Linked DNA regions of Homo sapiens: region 2 is linked to region 1. The links are chromatin loops, found by intact Hi-C in ENCODE. Cell type or tissue: OCI-LY7. All regions are shown on one strand. Each heading gives the region's core, and the rest is flanking DNA. Links, peaks and the distances in the headings are about the cores only. Region 1 has its middle 72 kb from the start of EMB. Region 2 has its middle 120 kb from the start of EMB.

Region 1 (2,933 bases), core at 285-2,784:
ATATGGCCTTTACTTAATTTTTTTCAATATTCCAATGCTATCTACCAATCTATGTTTCCCCAAATCATTTATAGTTCAACTTTATTATAAATCAAATTAACACACACGTTTATAACTGCATGTTTGTGTCTATTTCTGAGCTCTCTGTTATGTCATCTTTCTTTCTGTCTTTGATGAATACCACACTGGTTTCATTATTATTATTATTATTATCATGACTTTGTACTTTATATTATGTCTAGCAAGATGTGTCCCCATTCCTTGCTTTTCTTTCTTTCTTTTTTTTTTTTTTTTTTGACAGAGTCTCACTCTGTCACCCAGGGTGGAGTGCAATGGTGCGATCTCGACTCACTGCAACCTCCCCCTCCTAGGTTCAAGCAATTCTCCTGCCTCAGCCTCCCAAGTAGCTAGGATTACAAGTGCGCGCCACTATGCCCAGCTAATTTTTGTATTTTTAGTAGAGATGGGATTTCACCATATTAGTCAGGCTGGTCTCGAACTCCTGACCTCAGGTGATCCACCCGCCTCAGCCTCCCAAAGTGCTGGGATTACAGGTGTGAGCCACCACGCCTGGCTGCTTTTCTTTAAATAAATGTAAATAAACTATTCATAGACCTTTATTCTTCCATATATATTTTTGAATACAGTGGCTAATTTCTTAAAAAGAAAGTCTGAATTTTATTTGAAAATAAGATGGCATCTTCTTGAAAATTGTGGCCATGCATATTTTAGACCCTTATCTGTGTGGTCCATTAATTCTGCTGACTAGGTTTTAGTTTATTGCCTTTCTTTTACAACATTGGAACAATCTGTGGGCTCCTCAGGGGCAGGGGTTAAAATCCAGGCCCTAGCTTGTATGCAGCTGATGAGGTTACAAATGGAGCAGGATACAGAGGGCCTCTGGTTTAACAATCAAGACTTAACCATTCTGGTTTAATTTTCTCCCTCCTCCCAACACTGCCATGTGGCTGGCTGACAGGCTGGGGTCTCTGCTCTCCCTACACCGAGTGTCTTCCAGTGCCTACCGGAAGTGCTCCTTTCTGATATTAACTCTTCAGTGTTTGGCTAATGCAGCTACTCTCTCATTCTGAGTTCAGCTTCTTCCTAACATTGTTAATAGTGATACCATCACAGGTCCTGTTTATTAGTTCAGATTGTCCATAAAACTTTACAGTAGTTTGCAGCATCAATAAAATACATTTTCAGACTTCTGTTTCCCAAGGTGTGTATATGAGACTGTTCGCAAAATTCCTGGCTTGCCAGGCAATGCAGTAAAAGCAAACTAGGAAATTCATCATACTAGAAGAAACTTCTTGCTTCCTCTCACGGGTTAGAGAATGATTGTACACACTTTGTAATAAAATATGACACAAAAAAGAGATTGTCATCCATAGGAAGAAGTAAGAATTAAGTGTGCAGACTGGGGATTTACTTACCTCATACCCTTGCACTAATTATTTAACCTCAGTTTCCTCATCTACAAAATGGAGATACTGATAGTACCTACCTATAGGATTGTTGTGAAATTAAATATGTGAGTGTGTGTGTGTGTGTGTGTATTCATCAATTTAATTAATATTATATATTATACAATTTCTACAACTGTGCTTGGCACATAGTAGGCACCTCATAAATGTTAACTATTGTTATTATTAAAGTTGTCTTCAGAGGTTCCAGGGACTTAAAAATTCAGATTCCTGAAATCCACTATTATGTGTATTCTTTTCCCCCTATTTTCTGCCCTCTAGTGGTAATTTCAAATATGATTTCTGTGCTTGATTTTATTTGGAATTCTTGTTAAATAAAGACCCACTTTTTTCCTTTTTTCCTATTAAGTGCAAGTTATTTTAATATGCAGGACTGAAAACAATTTGTAACTGTTTCTCATGGAGTTGGTAAGGGATAGTTTGAATCTTGTAGAAGAAACTTTCTCTTTAATGCCTATTTGTATTCATTTCTCTAAGACACCTCCATCCTAAAACAATCCCTTTCTCTAGAAACAAGAGCTCTTCTTTCACCTGACGTTACCTATGAGATTCCACCGCATTTTAAGTCCTGTAAAAGTAATCAGGTATTTTTACATTAAAAATATTACTTTCTGAAAAGTAAACATTTATCTCCAAAAATAACAATGTTCCAAAGATGGAATGTTAGCATCCATAGCTATTGAAAACTTTAATCAAATAATAATAATAATCCTTACTTAAGCTATTCATTGTCTCAGAAAATATGCTACGTCCTTCCATTTCTTTTAACACAGTCTCTTTCCCAATGTACTTATACTTACTCTGAATTTAGAGATAAAGGGGAATGTTCTTAACTGCTTTATAGTGAAGACAGATATTGTCAATTAGTGTAAACAACAACTGCCAACCCCCCTCCCCATTCCCCTTTTCTCCCAGTCTCAGAATATAAATAATAGCAAAGATTTAACTGCCATTCTTAAGAGCAGATTTGTGGTGCTTTTACAACATATATTTTTATACAGAATTTTAAAATATCATCTTGGGCCATATAGCTTTATCAAATAGATATATAATGAAGACAGCTTCACTAAACTGTAAGAAATTAACTGAATTATCAGGACTTGAAGTTTACATTTACAAATCAGGAAATTGAGTCAGAAAGAACTGAGGAAGGACTACATTGAGTAATAAACTATAAGATTTAGTGAGTGGATCAAGTATTCAAATATGATCTTGAACGACTTAATGTATCTATACATTATTTTGTCCTTGATCAGGATAGGATCATAAATATGAGAGGAGGAAAGAGCCCCCAGGCTGTGTAAGTCTGTTCGGTTTGACTGATAACATTCATTTCATGCTCCCTAAACCTTTCTCTAAGTAGTCTTTCCTTGAGCTTGGTATAGAAAGATGCTTACTATAAATAAAATTTTATTACCTTCCCCTTCTGAGTTAGTGAAATAATGA
Region 2 (2,933 bases), core at 179-2,678, 190 kb before region 1:
GTATGTTTAGTGGGGCACTATTCACAATAGCAAAGACTTGGAACCAACCCAAATGTCCAACAATGATAGACTGGATTAAGAAAATGTGGCACATATACACCATGGAATACTATGCAGCCATAAAAAATGATGAGTTCATGTCCTTTGTAGGGACATGGATGAAGCTGGAAACCATCATTCTCAGCAAACTATCGCAAGGACAAAGAACCAAACACCGCATGTTCTCACTCATAGGTGGGAATTGAACAATAAGAACACATGGACACAGGAAGGGGGACATCACACACCAGGGACTGCTGTGGGGTGGGGGGAGGGGTGAGGGATAGCATTAGGAGATATACCAAATGTTAAATGATGATTTAGTGGGCGCAGCACACCAACATGGCACTTGTGTACATATGTAACTAACCTGCACGTTGTGCACATGTACCCTGAAACTTACAGTATAATAAAAAAAAAAATCTTAGAGGATAAAGCAGTGGCAGTTTGTGAGAATTGACTCCAATTTTTAAGAAATTCTGCTCTGGGTAAAATGCTGTCAATCAGCCTTGCATGCTACAGAGAAATCTTTTATGAAAGGAAAATCAATTAATGAGGCAAACTTCATTGTTGCCTCAATTTATGAAATTGCCACCTACCCCAACCTTCAGCAGCCACCACCTTTATTGGTCAGCAGCCAACAATCTTCCACCAGCCGAAAGATCACCACTTGCTGAAGACTCAGATGCTCATTAGTATTTTTAGCAATAAAGCATTTTTAAATTAAGGTATAAACATTTGTTGTTAGACATAATGCTGTTGCACACTTAATAGACTACAGTACAGTGTAAACATAACTTTTATATGCATTGGACAATCAGAAAATTCATGTGGCTAAGTTTAATGTGACATTCATTTTATTGAGGTGGTCTGGTACTGAAATTTCAATAGCTCCAAAGTGTGCCTGTATATATATGTGTGTATATATATATATATATATATACACAGTAGTATACATATAGTGTATACTACTCTTTTCCAGTTGACTAAAGTTTATAAAATAATTTTCATATTTTATGCATAACTGTTTGACTCATTTTTTAAGTTCAAACAGTACGAATTTTTTTATCTCACTAACAATAAATAATGATAAAGTACTTTTCAGACCTTGCCATTTCACAATCAGTGGATAAATAGTTCTTATCTAGAAGCATGTTTTAAGTGTTCTTATTGCAATCTCTGAGAAAGTACTGTATGTTCTTCCTCTTATATTCAACTTACTTTATTGAATATCTCCCAAAAAAGTCACAAAACTCCAATCATGTTTAATACTGCGTAAGATAGTGTAAGTCTGCCACCTGCTGGTTACCTATGAATTTGCACAATTTTTAACACAGAAACAAATTTTAATTTCAATTTACAAAACAAGTTAAATTGCGTCTTAGTGCTGTCTTGTGAGGTTAAAAATCATTAGTGATCTTTTTGTAGTCATTTTATTTTCTAATTTCCTTATAAATTTTTTGATAATTTTGTATTTTTTGATACAGTTAAATGGTGGGTCTATATTTTAAACAGAAGTTTGAGAAACAGATTTAAACCTCAAATTATGTAATTCTAAAACGATCACAAAATTTTAAGCAAGGTTTAAATATAAATATTCTTCTAATTTTTCTTGTATGTAATATAGCGACATAGCCAAATTTATTTATTTTTTCTTGTATAAATTTAAAAAGTACATGTGCAATTTTGTTACCAAGCTATATTGCTTAGGGATGAAGTCTGGGCTTTTAGTGTGTCAAACTCCCAAATAACGTACATTGTACCCATTAAGTGGTTCCCCATCACCTACCCCAGTCCCACCCTCCGCCCTTCCAAGTCTCTAGTGACTAATATTTCACACTCTATGTCCATGTGTACTCATTATTTAGTGCCCACCCATAAGTGATAACATATTGTATTTGACTTTCTGCTTTTGTGTTGTTTCACTTAAGATAATGGCCAACACTTTCATCCATGTTGCTATAGAGACATGATGTCAGTCTTTTTTATGGCTACATAGTATTTCCTTGTGTATATATCCCACGTTTTCTTTATTCAATCATCAGTTGATGGACACTTAACAATCTTGCCAAATTTTTTTTTTGAGATGGGGGCTCCGTCACCCAGGTTGGTGAGTGCAGTGGCATGATCTCAGCTCACTGCAACCTCCGACTCCCCAGCTACAGCAATCTTCCTGCCTTAGCCTCCTGAGTAGCTGGAAGTATAGGTGTGCACCACCATGCCTTGCAAATTTTTTGTGTTTTTTATAGAAACAGGGTTTCACCATGTTGGCCAGGTTGGTCTTGAACTCCTGGGCTCAAGCCATCCACCCACCTGGGCCTCCCAAAGTGCTGGGATTACAAGCACAAGCCACCACAACCAACCCAAATTGATTGTTTCCAAAAAAACTGTATAAACTTAAGGTATACAACATGATGCTTTGATAGACATATGCATAGTGAATTTATGACTACAACCAAGCTAATTGACATAACCATGTCTTCAGATAGTTACCTTTTGTGTTGTGTAGTGAGAATACTTAAGGTCTACTCTCTTAGCAAATTTCAAGGATACAAAAGAGTATTATCAATTATAGTCCCCATGTAGTACATGTTATCACCTTATATGACTGAAACTTTGTACACTTTGACCAACATCTCTCCATTTTCCCCACTCCTCCACCTCTGGTAATCACCATTCTACTCTCTGCTTCTATGAATTTTTCTTCAATTCTACATAAATAAGAGAATATCGGTATTTTATTTCTGTGTCTAGCTTATTTCACATAGCATAATGTCCTCCAGGTTCATTCTTGTTGTTGCAAGTGGCAGGATTTCCTACTTTTTAAGGCTGAATGATATTCTATTGCATGTATATACACACCACAATTTCTTCATACATTCACCCATTGGCAG

Evidence for each region. Peaks named below come from ENCODE experiments on the same cell type or tissue, not always from the same donor. Only the 100,000 strongest peaks of a DNase experiment are listed, where the experiment ranks them.
Region 2: it touches region 1 in a loop (2.6-fold over the local background); 5 of 110 quality-filtered maps call a loop at or near these places.

Annotation. Positions count from the first base shown.
Region 1 is chr5:50,511,485-50,514,417 of GRCh38, forward strand. No RefSeq gene overlaps it. Among named protein-coding and RNA genes, the nearest start is that of EMB, 72 kb to the left of the region's middle. In OCI-LY7, for the core only: CTCF peaks have their summits at 1,793 (motif pointing left) and 2,003; DNase peaks (open chromatin) are centred at 1,047 and 1,707; H3K27ac peaks cover 923 bases.
Region 2 is chr5:50,324,104-50,327,036 of GRCh38, forward strand. No RefSeq gene overlaps it. Among named protein-coding and RNA genes, the nearest start is that of EMB, 120 kb to the right of the region's middle. In OCI-LY7, for the core only: CTCF peaks have their summits at 1,337 (motif pointing left) and 1,540; a DNase peak (open chromatin) is centred at 1,318.